Linked DNA regions of Mus musculus: region 2 is linked to region 1. The links are chromatin loops, found by intact Hi-C in ENCODE. Cell type or tissue: gastrocnemius. All regions are shown on one strand.

The links. Hi-C counts contacts between places; a loop is a spot of excess contacts. Peaks named below come from ENCODE experiments on the same cell type or tissue, not always from the same donor. Only the 100,000 strongest peaks of a DNase experiment are listed, where the experiment ranks them.
Region 2: a loop joins it to region 1, with 2.5 times the contacts of the local background. A loop is called at or near these places in 4 of 42 quality-filtered maps.

What each region holds. Positions count from the first base shown.
Region 1 is chr1:134,742,643-134,750,642 of GRCm38, reverse strand. It overlaps Syt2 (synaptotagmin II), which reads right to left. Exons shown (of 9, transcript NM_001355726.1): 4 at 7,014-7,133; 5 at 6,516-6,683; 6 at 6,092-6,259; 7 at 4,796-4,913; 8 at 3,756-3,889; 9 at 1-3,168. The coding sequence ends at 2,962. Among named protein-coding and RNA genes, the nearest start is that of Gm32670, 28 kb to the left of the region's middle. In gastrocnemius, a CTCF peak has its summit at 4,798; DNase peaks (open chromatin) are centred at 516, 2,956 and 4,773; H3K4me3 peaks cover 828 bases; H3K27ac peaks cover 1,516 bases.
Region 2 is chr1:134,955,878-134,963,877 of GRCm38, reverse strand. Ppp1r12b (protein phosphatase 1, regulatory subunit 12B) reads left to right here and starts at 7,938. Exons shown (of 24, transcript NM_001368827.1): 1 at 7,938-8,000. It overlaps Ube2t (ubiquitin-conjugating enzyme E2T), which reads right to left and starts at 1,313. Exons shown (of 7, transcript NM_026024.3): 1 at 1,092-1,313. In gastrocnemius, CTCF peaks have their summits at 866, 3,025 (motif pointing right) and 7,861; DNase peaks (open chromatin) are centred at 822, 1,367 and 7,904; H3K4me3 peaks cover 2,247 bases; H3K27ac peaks cover 1,849 bases.

The DNA.
Region 1 (8,000 bases):
CCTCGTCCCCAGGCCTTAGCCTTTGTTTCTAAGTCCCCACAAGGGCCCCAGCACTGCAGAGGTTGCTCCACTCTGGGAGGATCATTCAGAGAGGACATGAGCCCCCAGATCCTGAGTGGAGTGTGGGTACTCATGGTCTTAAGCTCTCTTTAAAAACAAAAAAACAAAAAAACAAAACAAATAAACCCTCTAATAAATACTTTCCTCTCTTTGGGATTAAAAACTTGCATCCACAGAAGTATCCAGAATCCATTACCAGCCAGAAACATTGACTGTCTCTGCATAGTCTTGATACCCCAGGATCCTGACATCCCCAGAAATTATACCCCGCCCCCCAGGTGGCAGTGAAGGTTTGGAATGCAGTGCTGGGGTTTGGATCATATCAGCCCTCCCCCCTCCCCCAGTATAGAAACAATTAAGCCTCAACATGTTCCTGCCTGGCCCCTGGACCTGGACAGGTGCCATCTGCTTGGGTGGCTCGTCCAGGACCAGCCTTAAGCCTGAGGAGAACCTCTCCCAGCATCCATGCTGGCTCCAAACTAGTGATCAGTCAAAAGCCCTGGCAGACTGCCCACAAGGAATGAGCTCTGGCCTGTGTCTAAGCCCAGGGACAGTCAAACCACAGAGGCATCCACCGTTCCTCCCTTCCCTCTATCCGCAGCGCAGTAGGACTATGGACTACGGAAGGGCTGAGTGCGGTTTGTAGGGAAGAACCCAGGAGTTTAAAGGTGATTGAGAAAGGTCGGGAGAACACAGGAAGAAGGGTGAGGTTGTTGGGGAGAGGGTCTGTGAACAGGCTTCATGGAATGTGGGTGAGAAGAGCCAGAGTGGGGAGGGACCGGGAAAGCACCAAGATTGCACAGAAAAGAATCCGGTGACCTCAGATGTCCATACCAGGACCCTGACACTCTCTAACCACCTGAACTCTGAGTGTACCCGATGCCCAACAATGTTCTACCATGACCAGAACTCTGGTCCCAAGGACTACAGCCCATAATCCTACCAGAGTCCTCCTTCCTCAGTGTTTAGCATAAACACACATACAGATAGTGTATGAAATACACAATTTCCCAGGTACCAAGGGCCAATAGCAAAAAGGGTCTCTAAAAGAGAGGCAGGTCAAACCTACTTCACAGTTCTGTTTCTGGTAGAAGTGATACCTCACTCCCTACTTAAACCAAAACAAAAAAACAAAAACAAAAAAGCAAAGCAAACCCACATATGCATTTTCACTAAAATTAAAATGAAGCCACTGCAGCTTCTCCATGCTGGGTTCTCAAACTCTACAACACCATCCATCTCTGAGTCCTACAAGAAACGGAAGGGCCCAGGTGGGGCAGAGCAGATGTCCTGACACATTTGCTGTTGAAGAGCGTGTCCACCACCCCTGCCGGCTTCAGAAAAGCTGTATCTTTTCTGTGATAAGAAAACAAGGGCCTGAGAGATTCAAGAACAAATCCAAGACCAAGGGAAAGGAGCAGCCTCTGGCTACAGGGAGCCTAAGCCCCCTGCCCAGGCTGCAGGTTGGGAAGGGTACTTAGTGCAAGCCTGACTAACATATATATGGCTTTTTAATCAATGCTAGGGACAAGTAGGGGACAGGGAAGGAAACACAAACTAAACACAGGATGCAAACCTTAGCACATTTTCTCCACCGCCCATTTGAAATGAATGCCCCGTGTTTCCTGGCATTCCAAGAAAACTGTCTCTAAGGAACGGAAGCGTGGGGCCTCTCCACAGTTTGGCCGGGGCCACTCCAGCTACCATCACTGAGGGTCAAAGGGTCCAGAGGGTCAGGAATGGGAGTTGCGAGGAGCTCTGCACTCTCCAGTTTGTCACTGTCCACCCAAGCTCCCCTTCTTGACACCTCCTCCTTACCTGGACCTCAAGGGAACTAAAACCCAAGCATCCCCTTAACAGGTCTCTGGCTCTGTGCAAAGCACTTGTCTTCAGATGGTATTTTTCCACTTACACAAAAAGGGAAACAGAGGCAAAAGCAAGATGGTGCGTGAATGCAAATGACCGCGCTGCTTGTACTCTGCAGGGACGAGGGACGAGGCAAAGATCCAGGAGCTTAATTCTAGGCTTTCTGAGTAATGGGACTTCTGTTTCTTCAAAGTTTGATGTTGTCAACAGGAGTGACATCCCAGGGCTGGCAGTCCCTGGTAGAGTCTGGCAAATCTGGTGAATAGTTGATTTCCACGAATGTCCCCAAAACCCCACTCCAGGGGGGAAAGCCATGACTGACAAGAGGGTGTCTATGATGGCATCAAGGGCTTTGGTCCCAGTTCTGAACCCATCCAGTATCACATCTCGCCGCCTTCCAAATGGCCATCCGCAAGCTCTCTTCTGGCATCTGACCGCTTAGGCAGTGGGCTTGCTTTCCCTTGGAGTCTCTGAAGACATTCTCCTCTCACATGGCTTCACTGTCCATGACTCATTCCAGAAAATGAAGAGAGATGTTCAAAACAGGCAGATGGGGATGGATGGGCACATACAGGTGTACACACACACACACACACACACACACACACACACACACACACACAATGCTGGCCACTATGTTGCCTTCACAGTCAAGAAACAGAATGTGCTTGCCATGTTGTTGGTCCAAAACCCAGGAAAAGCAGTTAGTGCTTCAACTGTCTGACAGTAGAGGGCCCCACTTGGGGTAAGGGGGAAACCGTGAAAGGGCATGCAACAAGGGCCGCTCCGGGGTCAATAACAGAGCCAGGCTTTTCTTTCACCTCTTAGGGGACTCTCTTCACACAGCCACCAAAAGGAAGTTGGTCTTTAAAAAGAGAAAAAGGAAGGAAAAACAGGACACACCGCAAACAAATGAAGAAACCTCTAAGGTCGCGTAACTGAGGTATTGATAGCTCTGGATCTCGTCAGTGTCCTCAGGGGGCGTGGCGCCTCGGGGGCGTGGCTCCTTAGGGGCGTGGCCCCGGCCGCTGGAGCCTACTTGTTCTTGCCCAGAAGAGCATCCACTTCTTCCTCAGGCTTAAGAGAGTGCCACTGGGCAATGGGCCTCCGAGGGTTGGCCAGCATGTCGGACCAGTGCCGCAACTCGGTGCCTGTGGCGTTGCTGCCTACAAAGATCTTTCCGATGGCTTCATTCTTGCCCAGTTTGTCGTAGTCTAGCACGGTGACGACCACCTGGACTTTCTGCAAGGCAAGCAAAGGAAGGAAGGACTTCAAAGGAGAAGTGGGAGCCAGTGACATGCCCTCTCCTCTGCCACTGTGCACTACAAATGATAAGGAAGTGCCTCCTGGTTTCTGGCTTCCAGTCCAACTCCAATTAAATTTCAGTGTAGAGGCCACCACTTTTTTTTTTTCTTTTTTTGGTAAGCAACCTATATATTCCTGCCAGTGGGTGTACTTGAACATACACAGTGCTCTAGGCACTGTAAGACCTTATGGAAGGGGAGTGGCCTCTAATGAGGTCAGTGGACACATAATAAAAAAACACGCAAGTGTTCCTCAAATACAAATGACTTTTTAAATACATATTCTCTCCTGTCAGTCTATACTGTAAATGGTATGGATATACAAAAATATGTAACTTTTTAAAATCAGTTCATGTTCAGGTAATGGAGGCCCTTCAAAAGGGTCCTCTACAGGGTCCCATCCCAGCACTGTCAGATCCAGATCCTTCCCACTGGAACGTACCCGGCCCATGGCTGACCTCTAACGCCCCATGCTTGTCTGGTTAGCTCAGAGCCCAAGAACCCAAGGCCCTCAAGGCTTAGCACCTGGATCTGCTCAAAGGGGATCTCGAAGCTGAAGGACTCGTTGAAGTAGGGGTTCAGGGTCTTCTTCTTCACTGTCGTCTTCTTCTTCTTGAGTCTCTTACCGTTCTGCATCAGGTGGATCTTCACATAGGGGTCTGCAGAGAGAGTCCCCACCCAAGCGATACCTCAGCTCCAACGGCCCTCCTAGTGTCCCCAGGTCTCCACCCTGCTGGAGCCAGGCCCCTAGGAAGCCCAGAGGAGGGACAGGAAGTCCCAGAAGCAGAGGGGTCATCTGGGTCGCGGGTAGGAAAGGTATTGGGCTATCTCTAACTGTTCACTTTTAGGCTCCTAGTGCACAAAGTTAGGGGAACTTCTGAGTTTAAGAAAGGCCTTGTAAGGAAGGGTGGGGACTACCTGGAAAGGTGCCTGGGCTGGGAGGTGACTGAAAGGCAAAGCACACTTCTGCCAAGTCCTGACCCTGCATATCCAGTCTTCCTAAACTGACCAGGGAGAGTCTGAGGACGCACAAGGGAAATGATCCAGCCAAGGGCATAGGTTTGGTCAGTGACAGAGCCAAACCCCAGCTATAAGGCTGAGGAGGCTCAGCAGAGGTAGGAGGCTTTACCATTGCATCCTGTGGCACAGGCTAGCCCTATGCCACGTTAGCCCTATGTCAGGTAACTCTGAAACCAACAGCATCTTTCGGAACAGAGATGGCAGAGCCTGTAGCCCCTTCTGGAAAAATATCCCCTACTCTTGTGGCATGGCAGAAAGACTGACTTTGGGTTAAGCCCTGCCCTGCCACTTCTGACTCTTCCTAAGAAAAGTTCTGTGTCGTTAGCTCATTTGGAGAACGAAATTCTTCTTCTGCCTTTTCCTCCATAGCCCATGGAGTGTGGCCAGAGGGTTATTTGTGAGAAGACACTCAGATATGGACAGGCAGGTGGGGGTGGACTGGGTAAGACTTTCTCTTCTTCCCCGGGCGGAGGGGGGGGGGGGGGGGTTAAAGTAGTGACTGGCTCACTGCTGCCACACACTGGCTCCCAGTGGTTCTGCATCACCTGAAAGGCCCCCTACATCCATCTTCTTCAGGTTCTTGGCCTCCAGGATACAGACGGTGAGCTTCCCAGCTGTGGGCACGTAGCGCAAGGAGGTACAGATGTCACCCAACTTCTCTGGCTGTCCAGGGAAAGAAGCAGGATTTAGGTCACTTCAGCTATCCAATGGCCTCTAGTGTGGCTGACCCCATGTCGGCAAGACTGGCAAAGCAGTGACTTCTGCCTAGTTGTCAGCTCCCATGTCTGTAGCAGAGGTGGTCTCCAGCTTCCAACATCACTACCTCACACTGCAGTTCACAGCCATGGCCTGGGGAAGCTGGCGTTCAAGAAGGCAGAGGACAGGCTATAGCGGAGGGACCTGACAGGCCTGGTGGATGTAGGGTATGCTCCGATCCCCACCAGGCTCTGTGAAAGGGGCACAAGAAGCAAGTCTGGGTGGCCTAGTGGTTAGTGAGCTTCTTCCCTGATCACCCCTACCCCCGCCATCCTTCGATATCAGCTACGAGGCTTGCAGGGCGATGTGGTTCTCAGAGCACTTCCCTCTCCATATATTATGTCACTTAAACCTTTGTGTGACAAGGCAAGGACACTTTGTAACCAACAAGAAATCCAGGTTACCAGGGAGACCTGTTCCTCAGAGTCAGACAGCAGCATAGCTTTGGGCAGGAAAGGTCTCTGGACTCCTGACCTAAGGCTCCGCTGACACCCAGTTTCTCAGAGATGGGGCCGCCAAGGTAAGGATAAGACCAACCATTCATGCCCTCCTTCAGGTATGCAGACCCTCACCTCTAACAACAGGCAAAGCCCCATCTATCCTGCACCTTTACTGAGCACCGTGCAGGCTGAAACGGGTCACCCGTGCTGGCAAAGTAGCTGGAATGGGAGTTCTGGCACACAGCAGATGAGGGGTTGGTTGCTGTAGCTAGAAGATAAGCCAAACACTGAGAATCCTATCGAATCAAGGCTGGCTTTTCTGGTGGGTAAACTGAGGCACAGAGTCTGATGGGCAGTGGGACCTTAAAAGGAAAAATGATAATGTCGTCCTTATATTTCATGGCTTGCTTGACAGACACCAGGAGCTGTACAAGGTACTTGAGATGGGCAGTTAATTCCCAGCTGGAACCATCTGAAGGAAGGTGCCAAAGCCTCGGGTTAATTAGCTTCTCCTGGATCATCAGCCAGGCTGTGGGGAGCTGGAGTCTTCACCAGCAGACCTGACTCAAACCGCCACTCCCCCTGTCACACATGTGGTGGGCAAGCCTCAGCCAACAGTGAGAAGCCTGGTCTCGCCACCCTTACCTCTTCCTTCTCTCCGCCTTGTAGGTCTCTCCATTCCTCGATGGGCTGGCCAAGGTCCACTGTGTTCATGGGTACCTTCACCTCCCCGATGATGTCATGCTTAGAGAAGCGGTCAAAGTCATAGATTGCCATCACCAGGGTCTTGCCTCCTAACTCCTGGTATGGCACCTGTAAAGGACAGACTGGGTCAAAGTGGCTTCGTCACTTCCAGAGGACGCTATGGGAAGACACCAGGAGCGTAGGCCTGTGTTGCTCACAGGTACCAGGCAGACTGTAAAAACCAGCGGGTAAGATGGAAGGGAGGATACTACATACAGTCTGTGCCATACTGAGCATATCCCAGGGCTCCAGCCACGGCTGGGGACCAGGGCAAGGTGTGCAGAAACCAGGGGCAGAGTGAGATAGAGTCGTCGGGTTCCATCACCTTGAAAGTGAATGTCTCATTGAAGGCTGGGTTCAGCGTCTTCCGATGCACCTTAGTCTCATATTTCTTCTTCTTGTCTGGGAGGAGGAAGACTTTGACATAAGGGTCTGATGTGCCACCCATGTCCAGGGCTGGGAGTTCCGCAGCCTGCAGGACACCCACGGTGAGCTGTGGAGAAAGAGGATGTGTCTGAGCCTCTGGGCTGCTCCAGCACCTGATCTAGTCCCAGACCGGGCTCCTGCCAACGCCCCAGCCTCACCCCAAGTGGGAATCTTGGGAGTGGGGCTGGGCCGAGTTCAGCCAGTAAGTTAATAGCAGAGTTCATCTAAAAGACTTTCCCCAGTAGAGGATTATGGCGGAAGCCAAGGTCAAGGTTAAAGATATATATGTCCTGTGGCTTCCAACTGTCCCACTCCACAGAAAGACACACACGGCCTACCTGTCTCTAGGGTAACCGCTTCGACCCACACCCCATCCCCATTCCCCAGGCCCACACACCTGGTTGGCCTGGAAATCATAGTCCAGAGAAAACTGCAATTTGCCCAGGTTCTCTGGCTCTTTCTCCTCCTCGCCTTCACCTTCTCCTTCAGTCAGGCCTGTCTCTGCATCATCGTCATCCTAGGAAGGCTGCAGGTAGGAAGAAAGTTTAAAGGAGAAGGCAGAACAGCCCTTCACAAAGACAGCAGAAGCCACCCCAAAGCCCCCAAAGTGTGACTCGGAGCACTTCCAGGGATGCTGTGGGAAGATCCACAGGCTTAGGGTACAAGGCAGGCAATAGAAACCAACATTCGAGGGGAGGAGAGAGGCCTAAGCTGGGCTCAGCTCCTCTACAGCCCCATACTAGGAAGACATGACTCTGGCTTGGGCAAGAATCTCTCCTCCCTGTGGGGCCAGGCACCACACCACAGGCTAAACAGCTTCTAGAGACAGGGGGCTCACTTCCCTTGTAAAACCCTCTCAGTCCTTTGCCCAGATCAGATTTACCCAACCTGGATGAGACATACCAGGATTGCAGTCCAGTCAGGAACAGGACGAGTCCAAGAGGCAGAAAGAGAAGGAAGTGGTATAAGAGAAAATCCTTCCACTCACACGAGCCCTGAAGTCATGGCTGCTTGGTGAGTTCAGGCTGGGCTGCATGCACACATGCTTGCACACACACACATGTATATACACAGGAACAAACATGCATGCACATACCCATGCATACATGCATATACACACTAACACACGCACATGCATGCACACACATATGTATATACACAGAAACACACATGGGTAAACGTACTCAGACATATAAGCATATGCATACTAATACATGGGCAAACATATACATCATCCATGTGCACGTGCACACATGCGTGCACACACACACACACTGCAGGCTTTGAGGTCCAATAGGCACACGGACAACACACTGCAGGCTTTGAGGTCCAATAGGCACACGGACACACAAGCATTCAGAGGCCATCCTGTCCCTTGGCTTCT
Region 2 (8,000 bases), 210 kb before region 1:
CATTGTGTGTGTTGGGTGGGGGGGCAGTATTTGGCTTACACTTCTACATCACAGTATACTGCTGAAGGAAGAAGGCAGGCCAGGAACTTAAACAGGACAGGAACCTGGAGGCAGGAGCTGATGCAGAGGCCACAGAGGGCTGCTGCTTACTGACTTTCTCCCCATGACTTGTTCAGCCAAAGCATTGCTATTTTATACAGAAATCTGAAGGACTATTTTCAGTAAAACGAAACAAAACTCTTGTAAATACAGGGGACTAGAAAAACAGTTCAGCGGGTTAAAGCCCTTGCTGCACAGGCCTGACAACTTGATTCAATCCCAGCAATCCACAGTAGGAGAGAACGCTCTCCTCAAAGTTGTCTTTGGGCAATCAATTACAATAAAACTACCTACAACTGTAAACTGTATCTTTATATAAAATAAGAACATAGTGGAAAGGCATGCTAATCAAATTAGAACGAGGGGGAAAAAGGCAGTTTCTCTCAAAGAAGCCATGAGACTATGATAACAATTGGTATATACAAAGTCTTCTCGGGTGAGAGATGGCTTAGCTGTTAAGAGCACTGGCAGCTCTTCCAGAGGACCCAGATTCAATTCCCAACATCCATCTGACATCTCATAACTAACACCGTCCTGTGCCTCCGAGGGCACCAGGCATACCCGTGGTGTGTATACATACATGCAGACAAACACTCATATACAAGAAAAGTAAATAAAAAATTAAAAAGTCCTTTGGTATAAAAGCCATGTGTTATCATGTATTTTATGAATATAAAGGGTTTTCACAGAGCCGGGGCTTGGGGGCATAGACACTGGAGGCGCCTAGGTAGAAGTCAGTTCCAGGTCAGCCTGGGCTACAGCGACACCTGTCTCACAAACAAAACGAAACCCTCAACCAAACAACCATAACAGAGTTCCTTACACTACGGCTTCAAAAGATATTTTCCTTTTAATTTTTTTTAAACCGGCGTTGTTAGCCTCTTTTCCAGTAACCACTCCCCGCAAACGTAAGCTTTTTACAACTGCACTGACTCTTCGTAAAATTCTTTGTGTCCCAGGCCTGAGGTAAATAAATAATCAATGCACAGAACCTGGGTAGGTGGCAGATGCTGGAGGTAGCCTTGGCGCGCCCAGGGCGGTTCGCTCTCCCCGCCGTGTTCCTCCCAGGGCCGCTCGGGTAGAAACGGGACTCCTTCCCCAGACTCTCCGTGACCTCGGGCTCGTTCCCTCAGGTGGCACTCGCAGCACCCGTCAGCAGCCCCACTTACCGCGGCGCGCCTCTGCTGTGCTCACGCGGAACCGCGGAGACCGTTGGAATGACTCCACCCCCTTCCAGGAGAGGACTGTGATTGGTCCGCAGCAAACCTGGGGGAGGCGCGCGCCCGCCTATTGGCCACCGCTCAGAGCTTGCGTCCGCTCACGCACCGCTCAAATTGGCGCGCGCACGCGTATCCGGAATTCTCAGTTCCCGCTGTGGTCTTGTTTGTAAATCGACTGTGAGCTGGGAAGGCTGGGAAGTCATCTACAGGAGAGGAAAAAAAAAAGGCAACTGGACACGCTTAATCTGGAGAAGTGACTGCTGAGTAGCTGCCTTTATATCTTTGTTGTGGTTCTGTGGAACGGGGTCTCGCGATGCAACCCTTGCTTAGCTTGGAATTTGCTATGTAGCTCAGGCTAGCCTGAGACTCCTGGCACTCCTACGCAGCTTCCCAATGGCTACCAGGTCACCCAGGCTTTAAGCAATGACAGGGGAAACTTTACAACTTCATTTAAGATCAGTAGTCTAAAGATACAAGTTAGCCGAGCACGGTCGCGCAGGCATGTTGAAATAAAAAGGTGAGAATTTGAGACCAGCCTTGGGTACATAGATTTCCTCCAGATGAAAAAAGATTTTTTTTTTTAATTTATAATTCTGGTGAACAAAGCATTCCATCAGGACTCTGAAGAGTAAAGTGGATGGAGTAAATTTCTCCACCACTGGAAATGTTCATATGGAAGCTTCAACCTGTTAGGGGTTAACGCAAGAGATCCTCTGCACTGTGAGGAAGTTAAGGATTTCCCCCTCCCTCTCCCTGAAAACAAGCCCGCTCTTCCTACATACTGTGCCAGCCTTTGATCCCTTTGAGTCACACACCAACCACGGAATAAATGACTTTCAAGCGCTCTTCCACCTCTAGAAAGGTATTTTCTAAGCAACCAAGTGCATGATTATAGCCAAGTCAGCTTTGAGGGCACAGCTGCGAGTGCCAAAAGTGGGTAGTCCTTGGGAGAGAAAGGAAAGCTTAAGACCTGAGACTCAGCAGAACTGGAATTGGTTTCAACTCTGGGAACCCTGGGGGTGGGACCAGAAATCAATCAAGGAATCACCTTTCTCTTTCACTGCTCCTAGCTTTTTGTACAGCTCCATAGCATAGACCTAGCAGTCGGTCTTTCTGAACTTCGAAGCTAATATAATTTTGGCTACCGCGGTGATGTCTGCATTTAGTCCAAACTGATGTTAAGCTACAGCTGGTTCCTCATGGAGGTTTTTATGGTGTGTTTTGTCTTCTGGAGACCCTCAGACTCATTAGGACTCTGACTGACTCTGCTCTGGGCTTCCCCAATTTAGTTGTAGGACTGAGCCAGAGGGTAGATAGTGAATTCTGCAAACTTACAGACTTCTGAACGATAGTCATGCAACAGTCTGACGTGCTTTTCAGTCTGCTGTTGCGGTTCTGTATTCATGGTTAGGATTTCTTTGTTGCAGTGAAGTGTTTTCGCTTACCATTTGGGATTACTGCTTATTTTACTACTGCCATTCATACTATCTAATGATATCTAATCTCCTCAGCATCTTTTCTTGTCCCTACTCCGACAGTGACCGTATTAGTCCTGTCTTGAAATAGAAACTTCCTTGGATGGTTCTTTGAAAAACACAGAGTTAAAAATGTCTCTTAGAAATAGCACAGACCGTAATGAGTTGGATCAAAGGAAAGGAGGGAAAAGACAGAGAGAGAAAGGGTCCCATTCTATCGACACAGTTTCCATTTGTCCACCAGAGGGAGGTATGTTAACTGGTGGGAATAGAGGCCAACAAGAGTGCTCTAAATGTTATTTTTAAACTTTTAATTAATTAATTTAGGGTTTCTTTTTGAGACAGGGTCTCGCGATGCAGCCCTAGTTGGCCAGGAGCTATTTAGACCAGGCCGGCCTCATAGAGATCTGTCTGCCTTTGCCTACCAAGTTCTTGGCTCAAATGTGTGTACCCTAATTTAGGATTTTTTTTTCTTTTTGGCAAAGGCCTCATTCTAAACCCCAGGCTGTCCTCAAACTCACAACAATCCTCCTGCCTAGGTATCATCACTATTTATTTTATTTTGTTCATTTGAGGCAAGGTCCCATATAGCTCAAGCTGACCTCAAGGCCAGACTTGAACTCCCAATCCTCTTGCCTCTGTCTTCTAAGTGTTAGGATTATAAACATGTGCCACCATGGCAAGCTTGTCATTATCTTTAAAAGTAGAGTGTTCTAATGTTGCAATTAAAGTATGAATATGGAAAATTATTACTTGATAAAAATCTGGATTGGCCCAGTTATTTATTCAGTGGATGAGTGTAGTGTGTGGTATGTGTGGGTTGTGTCTACCTGAGTGTGTAGGTAAGCAGATGCACCTTGGTAGCTCTTCTGAGTCCGTCATGGTGGGGATCTTCCTCTATTTCTCTATAACCTATTCCCTGAGGAGAGGGTCTCTCACAGATCCAGAAGCACATTGAAGCCAGCAACTAGGCTGGCTGGCCTGCCAGCTCTCGTGAGTCACCATGTATTTCCTAGTGCAGGAGCTATCAGCTGTAGGTACAATCAGCTGTGCTTGGCTTTTTATGTTGGTGCTGGGGACTCAAACCCAGGTACTCATGCTTGCACAGCAAATACTCTTACCTGTTGAACCATCTCCCTAGACCAGATATTTTTGAAAATATTTTCTAAAATGTATTTTATTTGTACACAGGATTGTTTGTTTGGACTTAACTGGTAGTTACACATGTTTTATTAGCAGGCTGCTGAGTTTGTCTTAGTAGGGAGAATATTTGCTATTCAATCTCGAGGACCTACGTTCAGATCCCAGCGCCTATTTATCGAGTTGGGGTCCAACAAATACCTGTACCTTCAGAACCCAGGGATTGATGCCCTCTTCTGGCATTGGTGTGTACTCACACCTACCTGTGAGCAGATACTCGTGCAGGTACACACAAATCAATACACTGGCACAGTCATAGGAAATGACGCAAGTCATGAAGCCAGCACAGCTGTTTGACACAGTTCCATCCAGGCTGTGCCGAGCGCTGCGCTGCCATGGCTGTAGTTCTGCCTCTCACTTTTAGGTTTTGGTGACTGCCTGCTGCACTCTTAGGGGCTTTCTGCATTATGGTTCATTTGATGTCTTTACCTGAGAAAATTATGTCTGAGTCTTTTTTTTTTTTTTTTTTTTTGGAGAATCCTTTCTGCTTTTAGGGAAACAACTTTATCTGGACACTACTTGGAAGTCTTCCTTATGCCCCGGAGATTGTGATAAGCTCAGATAATCAAAAGCTAGAAATTTCTAAATGAGGCTATGAATTCAGGAATCTTCTTGGGGTATCCATCCCTAAGCAAACTCAAACAGTATAATTGGTGCAGAATAAACAGAAGTAATTGACAAAGTCTGACTGACCAGGAGAATTGGTAACAGACTCTAAGCCTCTTTATACAATATACTGAGAGCTCTCTAAAAGTGCAGTGAAATGCAGTATAAAGACAGGAGTAGTCATACAGGGTACACCCCTAGGGCAATAGAACTCAGTAAATAAGATAGATTGACTAAAATAACCTTTTCCTACTTTATAGTGTAGCTGAGGAAATGATAAAATAAAAGGAGCTAGGTGTTAGCATTTGCTACTCATAAAAGCACAGGTTCAGCCTACGGCAAAAGAGACGCTGTCTCAGAAAAAATCAGTCTCGACAGTGGGAGGTTCCAGAAACAGGGAGAACACTACTTTCTTACTGTAACTGGAGTATTTGTTTTTTTCTTTTTTCTTGTAGAAGTAAGAGGATAACACTTTCTTTGGAGACTTTTACAGAAAGCATAAAAGGCTTAATTCTTTAGATAATTTAAGTGCATACCCACCTAATTGGAGAGAAATGTATCTTCCAGCTATGTGGTTCGTAAGAACAATAATAATTATTATTATCTTAATTGCTTTAACTACATCAGTCAAAAACTATACTATAAAACATCTGTCTCTGTAAACTTGAAAAGGTTTTCTTACTTAAAATTAAAGCTATGTTTGTTTGTTTTTTCCCAAATCACCTTCACCCAACCAAAAATTTCAAAGAATAAATGTATACTGTCAGCTCACTGAACAAGTTTGATAGCTTAAGTTTCTTAAATACTCTTAAAAAAATGTAAAGATTCATGTATTGCCAGGGCCCTGCCCCAGCACGTTGATAGGGTGGCCTCAACCCCCCTACAGAAAGATAGCTTTGAATTTCTGATCCATTTGCTCCCACGTTCAGAGTGCTATAATTACAGACAAAAACTTTTTAAAAGATTTATTTATTCCTTATATATACACGAATACATTGCAGGTGTCTTCAGACACACCAGAAGAGTGCCTCGGATCCCATTACAGATGGTTGTGAGCCACTATGTGGTTGCTGGGATTTGAACTCAGGACCTCTGGCAGAGCAGTCAGTGCTCTTAACCCCTGAGCCACCTCTCCAGCCCACAGACAAATGTTTTTGACTGGTTTATGTCAGACCATCATTCTGAAAACTAAGGTACATCCCCAGCCCCAAGACTGAGTTATTGTTAAATTTTAAGCTTATAAAAAAACAAAACAAAATATGGTGGCTTATTCCTGGCCCTTGGGAGGCCAAAGTGGGAGGAATATCATGGGGTTCTTGACAACCTAAACAGTAGAGAACCATTCTCAAAAAACAGTAATTTAAATAAAGAATGAAAGAAAGGACAGAGGGGGGAGGAGGGAGGAAGGGAGAGGGGAAGGGAGGAAGGGAGAGAGAGAGAGAGAGAGAGAGAGAGAGAGAGAGAGAGAGAGAGAGAGAGAGAGAGAGAGAGAGAGAATATACAAAAAGAACAGAGTCAAACCACGGGAAGTGGAAGCAGGAGGATCAGGATCTCACATTCATCTTTGACCAGCCTGAGTAAATGAGACTCCATCTCAAACCAAACAAAACAGAACATAGTCCCACAAGGTGTAACATTATTGGTCCCTGAAAATTTTATCCTACTTTAAAAGGTCTTACTAGAAGCCAGTCTATTGGCAAAGTAGGATGCAGCAGTGAAATGCAAAACTGAGTGGCTGTTGTTTACCAGGGCCGTGCTATTAAACCAGGGCAGGAGGGCTGCAAGAAGCTCACGGCTACATCATCTCTCCTAGTTTCTCTATGTGTTTGTATTTGAGGCAGTCTCCTTCTGCTGCTTTGGCTGGTCTCTCTCTCTCTCTCTCTCTCTCTCTCTCTCTCTCAAGATTTATTTTACTATATGTAAGTACACTGTAGCTGTCTTCAGACACACCAGAAGAGGGCATCAGATCTCATTACAGATGGTTGTGAGCTATCTGGTTCAAAGTCATCCTTTGCTGCATAGGCAGTTCCTGGCTGGCCTGGATGACGTGACACTTAGTCTCAATAAAACAAAAGCTTTTTAACAAGTAATGAGATTTTCTTGGTAATTTGTCGACATGTCAACCCATGTAGTTGCTGGGATTTGAAATCAGGACCTTCAGAGGAGCAGTCATTGCTCTTAACTGCTGAGCCATCTTGCCAGCCTGGTCTCAGACTCTTGATCCTCCAAGATAACAGGTGCGTGTCACCATGCCTGGTTCCTACGTTATCTTGGTATCAATATCTCTCTTATCAATTTGGCAGAGTTCTATTTGAGAACTTGGGTAATTTTAATTATTAATAAGAAGAGGTTCCATGTTGACAAATTACCAAGAAAATCTCATTACTTGTTAAAGAGCTTTTGTTTTATTGAGACTAAGTGTCACGTCGTCCAGGCCACCGGGAACTGCCTATGCAGCAAAGGATGACGTTGAATGTCTTGCCTTTTGTGGTTTGTTTTTCACAGGGGAATAGATTTGACAGGTTTCACTCTGTAGCCCAGGCTAACCTTGAACTCACAGTGTAGTCCAGGTTGCTCTAAAACTCCTGGCAACCTGGGTGCAGGGGTTACAGGTGTGAGTTGCCTGGCATTACTTATTTCTTCAACATTTGATTCCTAGTTTATTCCAATAGAAAATGAGCAACGGGCAAGTGTTCATTTGTTAGGAAATAATAAAAGTTCTTTTTTCTGATGACCTAATCGTGTTCACATTTTGTGTGTGTGTGTGTGTGAAATTTGTGAAATGAAAAATTTCAACAGTCAGGAATCTTTTTGGACCTGGAGTGAATGTCATATTGAAAATAATTTATGTAAAACTATAATACTGTATGTGTATGCATACTTTTCTCCATGCACGTTCATAACTAATACATGTTAATAAAACTAGATGTAAAAAAAAACAGGACATGAAATATCATCCTTCTGTTACTTCATGTTTAGTCTTCTTTTCTAGAAAATAAGGGTAATTACTGCTGCTTTTTCCACTCTTGAAGTGTTAAGTGACTATTAGGGAGGGAGTTCAGCTTAGTGATCGCAGCAATAAAAAAAACTACGATTCCCAAAATGCTTAGAGAAAGAGGATGCCACCGGTCTGGGAGACAGTTGCAGCTTCTTCCAGGCATAGGTGCTAGATTCCCCCTCGGAGGAGGGTGCAGCTTGTCCTTGACTGGTTTGTAATGCATCCAGGGATGTGTAGTTCCCGTAGGGCTCCAGTGCGCCCTCAGGGCAGGTCTCCTACTACAAGTCCCGTACTGACGCGGGGTTGGGCAGCGCGTGCGTGCTGAAGCTAAGGGAGCATGTGGGCGGTGCTACTAGCGGGAGGAGTAAAGATGGCGGCGCGGGGGCCTCCGCCTTCATTCCC